Linked DNA regions of Homo sapiens: region 1 is linked to region 2. The links are chromatin contacts, found by Hi-C in ENCODE. All regions are on one chromosome and are shown on one strand. Each heading gives the region's core, a stretch centred on a gene start or an enhancer-like site at or near the end of the contact. The rest is flanking DNA. Distances are from core to core; before and after follow the strand shown.

Evidence for each region. A loop is a pair of places that touch in the nucleus more often than their neighbours do. Pooled maps may share reads with other maps.
Region 1: a pooled map shows a loop between it and region 2 (7-fold over the local background). The contact joins the enhancer-like site here to the promoter of GAD2 in region 2. A Hi-C loop is called at or near these places in 5 of 50 pooled maps.

The regions. Positions count from the first base shown.
Region 1 is chr10:26,553,943-26,559,019 of GRCh38, forward strand. The region is part of intron 11 of APBB1IP (amyloid beta precursor protein binding family B member 1 interacting protein); the gene reads left to right. Among named protein-coding and RNA genes, the nearest start is that of LINC03028, 23 kb to the right of the region's middle. Within about 2 kb of position 2,294, at least 7 of the 41 ENCODE cell types and tissues checked have a DNase peak (open chromatin) inside an H3K27ac peak, as active enhancers do.
Region 2 is chr10:26,213,254-26,218,664 of GRCh38, forward strand. It overlaps GAD2 (glutamate decarboxylase 2), which reads left to right and starts at 3,521. Exons shown (of 16, transcript NM_001134366.2): 1 at 3,521-3,632; 2 at 4,357-4,416; 3 at 4,589-4,738. The coding sequence starts at 3,557. RefSeq lists enhancers at 535-1,102, 1,103-1,668, 1,669-2,235, 4,845-5,411.

The DNA.
Region 1 (5,077 bases), core at 1,044-3,543, 340 kb after region 2:
CCAGGGTCCTAAATTCAGTTCTCACCAGACTCCCCGTGCTCTCGCTGAGATCACATTCACAGCCACAGCTCCAACCATTGTCTGTGTTGGAGACAAATAATTCCTAATCCGTAGTGGACAGTCTCACCTTCTTCCCTAGCTCCACACGTGCAGTAACCACATGTCCAAGGGGTACCTCTATCATGCACACTGATTTCAACATTTCCTCCACCCCCTGCTTTCCACAGTCCCTCAAGGATGAATGGCACCATCACCTACTCTATTCGTTTTCTGGAGCTGCTGTAACAAACTGCTGGTAACTAGATAACTTCACAGAAATTTATTTATTGAAGAGTTCAGGAGACCAGAAGTCCCAAATCAAGGTGATATTGGAATCAGAAGTCCAAAATCAAAACCAGAGTTGTGTTCCTTCTGAGGGCTCAGAGGCAAAATCTGTTCCATGCCTCCACGCCTCTTCTAGCTTCCGGCAGCTCCCAGCAGTGCTGGCATTCCTTGGCTTGCAGCTGCGTGTGCCAATCTCTGCCTCCCTCAACATGTGACTATCTTCTTTCTTTGTCTTTGTCTGTGTCTGTTTCTTCTCTTCTTATAAGAACGTGTCATTTTGGTGGTTGTTTTTGTTTGCTTGTTTTTTGTCGGTTTTGGTGTTTTTTGTTTTCTTGAGACAGGGTCTCACTCTGTTGCTCAGGCTGAGTGTGGTGGTATGATCACAGCTCATGGCAGCCTCAACTTCCTGGGCTTAAGTGATCCTCCTGCCTCAGCCTCCCAAGTAGCTGGGACTACAGGTGCACACCACCACACCTGGCTAATTTTTTGTATTTTTTGCAGAGATGGGGTTTAGCTATGTTGCCCAAGCTGATCTTGAGCTCTTGGGCTCAAGCAATCCACCCACCTTGGCCTCCCAAAGTGCTATGATTACAGGTGTGAGCGACCACACCCGGCTTACACCAGTCTCTTTGGATTTAGAGCCCACTTTCATCAGGATGACTTCATCTTAACTTTATTACATCTGGCAATGACCCTATTTCCAAATAAGGTTACATTCATAGGTACCAGGAGTGAGTACCATAGCTTTTAGGAGGAGGGAGATAATTAAACCCATAACATCCACCTACTCTACCAAGCTAGAAACAGAAAAAGCATGCCTGATTTTCTTCCTGTCCCCATTTCTCGTTAATCTATGAGCAAGTTCTTCTATTTCCCATCAAGATCTCCCATTGAGCCCTCCCTCAGTTCGATCTTATTCTTCACTCCAGATCCATCTTCCTCATAGCCCCCAGTGACTTCCTGTGTCACTGTGCTGTTTTAAAATGTCCAGTGCCCCCCACTGCCCAGGGGATCATGTCTAGATTCTAGTTTGACTCAAGGGTCTTTACTCAGATTCCACACCAGCTTAATTTCTGCTTCTTCATTCCATGGTTTCCAGACCTCAGCCATACAGAATTTCTCCATGTTCTCCAAATATATTACAGCATTCTGTCGCTTCTTCCAAAGACCCTCTCTTGGCCCATTTTCAAACTTTTAGTATGGAACATACTATTTCATAATCACATTACATATGTGATTTGATTACATCAGGTGTTTACATACATCTCTCCCTAAAACACCTCCAGGGAGCATTGCCCAATTAACACATGAGCTCTCTTATTCCTCTTTTTGTTGTTTTTTTGTTTGTTTGTTTGAGGTAGGGTCTCCTCCAGCCCAGTCTGGAGCACAGTGGCACAATCATGGCTCACCGCAGCCTCGAACACCTGGTTCCATCTATCCTCCCACTTCAGCATCTCTAGTAGCTGGAACTACAGGTGTGTGCCACAACACCTGGTTAATTTTTGTACTTTTTGTAGAGACAAGGTTTCACTGTGTTGCCTAGGCTGATCTCAAATTCCTAGCCTCAAGTGATCTGCCTGTCTTGGCCTCTCAAAGTGCTGGGATTACAGGTGTGAGCCACGGGGCCCTGCCTCTCTTACTCCTCTTAATGTACCTAGGAATTAGCATATTTCTTGGCACCCAGAGATATTTATTGAACAAACAGGACCTTGGTTCTTTCACTACCTTTGGCCTTGGATAAATTGCTCACCCTCTCTCACCCTGTTTTCTCATTTCGTAAGCTCAGAGGGTCTATAAGTGCCCTTTAAGCAGTGACAGTCCACAATCGCCCTGACCTCTGTGTGCTGTTCTCATGTCCCAAGAGAGCTTCTCTCTCTTTATGATCGGGAACAATCAAATCAATTGCGAAAGAGCCTGGCCAGTGACACTGCACCAGCATTTTCCTGAAACCTCTTTGCAAATGATTATTCAGCAAAAGGCTCGGTTAGGCAATAAGCTCCTTGGCAAAGTCTCAAGACACGGTGGAGAACAAGCCCAGTGACTTGCTCTATAATGTCTGCAAGGCTGAACGATTTCTGCATCACCAAGGGAGCCAGAAAGGAGCTTTTTCCCATTAGGTAGCTCATCTTAGAACCATAAAATCTGAGGATTGCTAGAGACCTTAGAGGTCATAGAATCCTCCTGTATACATCCATAGCACACATATAGTGTAAGGAAGGAACTTGGTGAGACCTGACCTATAGCAAGGTTTATCACCCCATCATCAGGGGGCTGTTTTATGTTCAAAAGTCATTTTCTTTAAGGGAGTGACTACATTTTGCTCTATTTCAATGAATAACATTCTTAAGAAATTGTTTAGGGTGCTTGTTAAATGGCTAACTCTATATAAGCAGTTGCTTTGTGCATTTTGTTGCAAACACGATGAGATTTAGTCTGCTCTGGAAACTTGGTTCTCACGTGACATCTACCAAAAACAATAATAGATTATCTTGAAGGTAACAATGTCAGCTTTTTAAATGTCTGAGTGGGGGGTGGGTGGAATAGCTGCTTTCTAAGAACAATTATAAACATTCAATTGCTGAAGAGACCAATGCTTGCCTCTCTTACATGACAATCAGAACACAAATGCTGTTTGTAGGTCAGAGAGCCGTGTTTCTGGTGCTGAAAGACAAGGGCATTGGTTTGGCTTTGCACATGTTATTGTTGAAGGGAATGCTGGAGGCATTTGTGGGCTGTCATGTTCCAGCCAATAAGTGTTGGCTTTAGTATATTTTTCATCAATATGACCTTCAGGTTAATTAAGAAAACAAATCCTTTTTGCTATCGGGCCATATTACCTGAGTTGATAGATATTTCCAATTTTAAGGGCCTCCAAAGAGGATCATTATTGGAGTAACATTTGCAAAAATAAAATCTAACATTCAGAATGAGGGAGTAAGCATTGAACCGCCAAAACAGTAAAATGCCCAGCAGCCATTCAAAAGTGTTTGCTGTCATCTGCTGGCTAGACTGGAAAACTACAGCAACATTCAGGAGCCTGATGTGAAGTTCTCACCGTCGGTAGAGAGAATGTCTGTGTTCCTGTTTGCTATGCCCAAGCAAATAGGAATTGACCGTTCTTCGAGCAATGGAGATGCAATTTCTGAGGCCGAGTGACCTACATAGAGAATACATATTTAAAGACAAAAATATGAGTAGAGTTTCCTCAGTTGCCTGAAAAGACCAAAGAGAGGAATTTTTAAAAAATCATTTCTGAATTTTTCCGTAGTCTCTTCCAAGTCTGGGATTTGGGTTTAATAGCTTAATACAAACACAGAAATTCTAGGTGGTTAGTCAGGAGACCCCCAGGTTCTAGTGGGGTCACAGGGAGGAATATATAGTAACCTCTCTGAGCCTCAGTTTTCTCATTTGTGAAACCAAAAATTACTAAACTCTCGTCAAGCTCTTGGAGTCTATAAAGGTCTTGTTATCCTTTCTGGACAAAGATTACAATCCCACACGCTCTTGCTGGCTGAGTCATTAGAAAGTCTAGCAGAGTGACTAGACGCTGCCAGTCAGATTCCAACTGAAGTTTAAAGACACGAGACCCTTTGCTTAGAACAACTTTGAGAATAGCCATTTCCTTGGAGGTCAGTGATTTAAGATGGAAAGCGAAAGAGAAGTGGAGAGGTCCATGCAATACCCTAAGAGAGGAATTGGACAGCTTCCCTCCTTTCCTGCCAACTGAAGAGCAGATAGATGCTTCCAGCTCTCTTGGCTTTCCATTCCACTTTCAGCACCACCAGCAAATGAGGATTATCCTAGCAGGATTAATGAATCCTCTGAGGACAGGAGGAAGAAGAAAGAGGTGGTACCATACCACACACACACACAAACACACACACACACACACACACACACACGATGCTTGTGGTTAATTATTTTTCTACATAATAAAATGTATTATAATAAACCTTATAATGACCCATGAAAATTTACATGGCCCATATTAATATCTCAGAACCTATGTTTGGTTGCCGGCCCCTCGCCTGATGACGGTGATTTCTAACTGAACAGGAAATATTGTGCTTGTTTCTTGATTCTTCAAGTATTCTGACATCTGGACTGGAATACCTGCCATGCGCTGGCCATGTGCTAAGCACTGAGGGTCTTCAGCAGTGAATAAGACAGATGTAGTTCCCACCTTCATGGAAGACACAGTCTATCAGAGACAGACACATAAAACAGAAACTAACTGGGCTTGGTGGTTCACGCATGTAATCCCAGCACTTTGGGAGGCTAAGGTGGGAGGATCACTTGAGCCCGGGGTTTCAGCACCAGACTGGGAAACATAGCAAGAGTGTTTCTTTAAAAAAAAAAAAAAAAAGCCAAGCATGGATGCATGTTTGTGGTCCCAGCGACAGAGGAGGCTGAGGTGGAAGGATTGCGTGAGCCCAGGAGTTAGAGGCTGCAGTGAGCCGTGATGGCACAACTGCACTCCAACCTGGGCAACAGAGTGAGACCCTGTCTTAAAAAATAATAAAAATTAAACCAGAAACAACAGAAGCAATGAGGACTAGGAGGAATGCAAGGAGTTTCTCTTTCACACCTGCCCATTTCCTTCTTCTCTTTGTGAGCTCCTGGAAGGCCTGTTCAGCAACCGGAACCATTGCTTAGTGCTACTTGCACTAAGTGTAATAGACAGAAATATTCCTTCTCCAGGGTGTCCATCTGGAAGCCACTGGCCCACTTGGGCAGCACATAGCAGTTAAGA
Region 2 (5,411 bases), core at 2,271-4,770:
TTGGCACCAAAAGGTCCCCAGAGCCAACTCGTGTAATCTCTTCATTTTACAGATGCAATGTGGCCAAGGGAAAACCTGCAGCTATGGCATGGCAGAGTCCAAGTGCCCTCCAGGCCTTCTTTTTCCCTGGGTTAGCGGCACAGTCTTGCTGGGGTTGCGACTGAAAGTAAGGAGTAACCCTCAGCTGTGCGAATGCACTGAGGAGCTGAGTATGGCCCAGTACCCAGGAAACCAGCACAGCAGGTCACCAGAGAGAGGGGCTTGGGAGGGGCAGGGGTGTCTAAAGCCCAAAGTGGCCTGGCCCCCTTCCACCTCTAGCTGCCTGTCCACTTGCCTCCAGAAGGCCTGGGTTTGTGGGGAGGGCGGAGCAGGGGCCAGGGGTAAGGAGCAGTAAGCTAAGCTCAGCTTTTCTGCCTGGCCACCCTTCAATCTAGGCGTCCTTCTTGGGTGGCCCCTGAAGACAAGAGCCCTGGCACTCAGCCCCTTCTGTTATTTCTGTTGGTGTAGGGAGAATTTATGGAGGGAGGCAACAGACTCCCTCCCTAAATTTTTCCTGCACCAATGTTTTAAGTGAGAATAGAAAAGAGAATGGCAAAGGCTTGGTGAATGCTTGGTTGCAATATTTTTGTGTTCTTCCGTGGTTGTTTCCTCTTTTTCTTTCCATCTTCCCTTCTTTCTCTGTCCTTTGACATTTAAGCACGGGAAGGACACAGGAAAATGTGTGCCAGACACTCTTCTTTGGGTCAGCCTGAGACCCATATGTTGGTAAACCAGACACCTAAGGAAACTGTCCCTACAAGTCGGAGGATTGGGTCTCTCGCCCCTCATCTGAGGAAGGGCCTTCCAAAGCGGCCGCCTTCCCTTCCCATTCACTGGCTGCCTCCTTTGTGAACTAATGACTGTAATTATTACCTCCCAGAGCTCTTTTGTTATCTCCAACCCCAAGCCCCGGAGAGGGGGAATGGGCTCTTTAGTGAAATGAAAGTCATTACAAAGCAAATTACCGTCTAGGGAGGGACAGCCTTCAGGAAAGACAAATCAGATCTCCATCTGCATCTGAAGTAGGGTGTGTTTAAATAAAAAATGTAAATATCACCATTAGATCCAAAGTACTCCAGAGCTGTGGGATTTAATGGAGTTTAAACGGTAGCACTTGAAGCCATTGCTTTACCAAAAAGAAAAAAAAATCAGTTAAATTCAGGTGTTTTAATCCGTTTCTTCTTTGGGGGTTTTGTGTGATTTAAACGCTTGCTTTTAAGAACCTTTATGTTTTCAACCACTCATCCATAGTAGAAAAGTTCTGCAACCCTAGACTGCTGGCTTGAAGGAAAACCTTTGCAGGATTTGATATGGATTTCAACAAAGAACCAGCCTCTGCGAGGCTGGAGAGAGCTGCGGAGCTGCCATGCCTGAAGTGCAGATGGCTGAACCACAAGTCTTTAGGTTTCCGGAGTTGTTATTGTGGTGACCTAGAGTGTCAGAGCCAGGAGAGCAAGAAAGAGGAGCCAAACTGAGCCCTGAGTTTTCGACCACCCGGGCTCCCACAGCCTGGAACAGACTTCACCTAGCACGCTCAGTGCCAGCCTTCGGCAGGACGCTATCAACGCCCGACTGGTTTCCTGCTCTCATCCTGGCGCCTGGGCCCAGTTGCCATAGTGTGGATCCCATGACTCCTCAGGGAACCCCTGGACTCAGGCACGCGAGAAGAAGACAGCGCTTTGTGGAGAGAATTGACCAGGGACAGTTATGCTCGAGCACACAGGACTTGGGCCTGTATGCGTCCAGCATGGGCCCCAGGATGTCCCTTCTAAGCGAGGGTCGAGGGGTGCTCGCCCAGACGGGATCCCCGGGTCTCTGCTTTGTTAGCAGCTTTGGTGGCTGGTTCAGGAGGTCAGAGAAATAAAACGACTTGTGAACACAATGGAAATGACAGGCGCTCTGGCCAGGCGCGGGGAAGGCAGCCGCCTCGGGAAGCCGACCTCAGCCCTTTCCTCTCTCTCCCTCCCTCCGTCTCCCCCAGAGCCCCGGAGCTCCGAGGTGCACTTGAAGTTCATCTCCACTGCCAGGAGAACGCAGCGCAAACTGTCAAAGGGCTCCCAATCCTTAGGGCGTCCTCCCTGTCTGCAATAGCTTTTTGTAGAAAGGAAATCATCAGAACGATTCTGACTTTCTCCTCCTTTCTTTATTAGAAAAAGAGAAACCGCCTCCTAATACGCCTCAGAGAGAACCAATCTCGCGCTTCCGGGTCACCCGCTACCGCGAAGATTCTCTGGGGGCGAGGGGGGGCATTGGTTTGAAGCCCCTTAAAACGAGGGCCCTGCAGGCGATGCCTTCTTTCCTACTCGGATTTGTAAAGCCGAGATTGCTTAGTTGGAAACCCTGTTCTCCCCTCCCAGGCGCACACAGATCCCCCTTACACGCAAGCAGCGGGCGCTTCCACGCCTCCGCGGGCCAAGGTCACCAAATGCCCTGATTCCATCCCCCACCCGCCATCAATCCTGCCGACTCTGGCCGCTCTGCCTCATTCTCTTCCAAGAAGTTTCCATTCGTTTTATTTTTTTTTCCCCAGCCCGAGGTCCTCAGTAGACTCCAGCGTGGATTTTAATTGCCTCAATCAGCAGTCATTCTCCCCAGCCGTCACTCAGAGCCTGGACGGTGGGTCCCGCGATCTAGCCCTTGGCTACGCAGGAACGGTGCGCCCCCGGGTACGGCGCGGTTCAGCAGGCAGGCGTCAGGTTCTACCAAGGCGCTGAAATGAGCCCATCAGCGGGTAGGAGCCCTTCCCCCGCCGTCCCCTCCCCAGGCTCGTGAACGGCGCCTGATGCCCGCCCGGGGCGCGAGCTCTCGAGGTCGCAGTGACCTCAGCACCTGCTTGGAGGAAAACGGCGCGGGAACCCCGCTTCCTTCCCCTCAGCTGGAGCCAGACCTCAAACAAAACCCCAATCGATGCACACAGAAAACTCCTCTGGGCCACGCTTCCCGCCTCGCCGAGGTCTCCCCAGTCTGCCCCTCGCTGACGCTGGCGCGCAGCGGCTGTGGCAGCACCCGGGACAGCGGCCGCCCGCACTTCCCGCCTCTGGCTCGCCCGAGGACGCGCTGGCACGCCTCCCACCCCCTCACTCTGACTCCAGCTGGCGTGCATGGTCTGCCTCGCATCCTCACGACTCAGCTCCCTCCCTCTCTCGTGTTTTTTTCCTCCGCCGCCCCCTCATTCATCCCCACTGGGCTCCCTTTCCCTCAAATGCTCTGGGGCTCTCCGCGCTTTCCTGAGTCCGGGCTCCGAGGACCCTTAGGTAGTCCCGGTCTCTTTTAAAGCTCCCCGGCTTCCAAAGGGTTGCCACGTCCCTAAACCCTGTCTCCAGCTCGCATACACACACGCACAGACACGCACGTTTTCTGTTCCTGCGTGACACCCGCCCTCGCCGCTCGGCCCCGCCGGTCCCCGCGCGGTGCCCTCCTCCCGCCACACGGGCACGCACGCGCGCGCAGGGCCAAGCCCGAGGCAGCTCGCCCGCAGCTCGCACTCGCAGGCGACCTGCTCCAGTCTCCAAAGCCGATGGCATCTCCGGGCTCTGGCTTTTGGTCTTTCGGGTCGGAAGATGGCTCTGGGGATTCCGAGAATCCCGGCACAGGTAGGAAGGAGAACGGGGGCCTGCGGCGGGCGAGTTTTGCGGTGGTCTGGGGTTTGCGGAACTACGGAGAAGACGAAGGAGGTTTTTCCACCTGCAACAGGAAACTTCTTCGGGCGCTTCTCCCTGCTTTTGGGCTAAGTCCTTGACGGCCCAAGAGCTCAAGACCTCTACAGCCTCTTGTACCCTGGGAAGACGCCCAAATAGTCTCAGGCCCGTTCCACAGAAGGTTGGAAGAGCCCCCCAAAGACCGCGGTGTCTCGGGGACATGGAATTCCGTGGTCCTGGGGCGCTGCTAAGATCCGGGTGTCTGGACCCTGGGGTGGGACGGAGTGACCGTGAAGATAGAAAAAAAAAATGGGAAAGGTGAGAGATTTCTTTATCTAGAAAGACAGTCTGCGAAAAAATGGATAGCTTCAGTGTTTAGGAAAACTCGTCCAAGGTAGGCAGGGAGAGGAATTTGCCTGAGCCGATTGGCACCTGGAAGGGCAGCGGTGTGGGCTTCTCCTCGGGAAACAGATAAAGGAAATGAGGGCTGGCCCGGGCCGCCAGCCTCCCGCTTGCCTTCTGCACCTGCCGGCCTCACCGAGTCCTGAGCGGCCCCCAGGAGGAAGGCGGCCCCTCCTAGGACCCCGGACTGATTGATTTTCACATAGAACGAAATTTCACACGTCCGTCTGTTGTTCTCTTTCTGCCTCGCTGTCTGCCTGCCTATTCTTCCTTGCAGCGCGAGCCTGGTGCCAAGTGGCTCAGAAGTTCACGGGCGGCATCGGAAACAAACTGTGCGGTGAGTGCCCAGGGACCGGGGCGGCCAAGGTCGGCCCGCGGGGTCCAAGCAGTCTTCTCACCTCCGCATCCCAGTCAGCGGAGTCGGGGTTTCCTGGCTGCGGGTAGGCGGGAGCGAGGGAGCCGGGCCCGGCGGAGGATTGACGAGGCCCGCGTTCGGTGTCCTTACCCAGCCCTGCTCTACGGAGACGCCGAGAAGCCGGCGGAGAGCGGCGGGAGCCAACCCCCGCGGGCCGCCGCCCGGAAGGCCGCCTGCGCCTGCGACCAGAAGCCCTGCAGCTGCTCCAAAGTGGATGTCAACTACGCGTTTCTCCATGCAACAGGTAAAGACTCAGCGGGGAGCCCCGGGGCGCCCCTGCCCCTCTCTCTGCCCCGCCCACCGCGGCCGGTGCGGGTCCGGCGCTGAGAGCCGGACAGGGGCGTCGAGGTGGCAGCGGAGGCGGGACCTGCCAGAATCTTCAGATAAAAGCGAGAAATGCGGGACCTGCCCGCTGGGTCCAAGCCCCCGAACCTGGCCTCGGAGCTCCAAGAGGGCTCTGAGGCCGTGGCGCTCTTCCCCCAGCGCGGCCCTTGGGATGGCGGGTGGCCGACGATCCAGGCGCTCGTGCGCTCACTGAATCGATGACGGCTGGCTTCCCTAGGCCGCTGGGGCCTCGGGTGGGACTCAGTTTCCAAATACCGTGCCCGAGAATTCAGAATTGCATTTTTTTTAGGTCTTTAGATCACGAGAGTGATTTGTAGCTGCAATTGCACAAGAGAACGATTCCATTCACATGAAACCCGCGCGCCGAGTTTTACCCCCGTGCACTTACACACCGTCTCCCAAATGTACGCGCGCACACACACATGCAGACACACATGCATACGCTCTCTCTCTCTCTCTCACACACACACACACACACACACACACACACACACACTGACTTTAGAAACAGCGGGCCTTCCTATCAGACCAGAGATCCTAATGCACCTGTTCCACTTTGGTTTGCCCGAAGG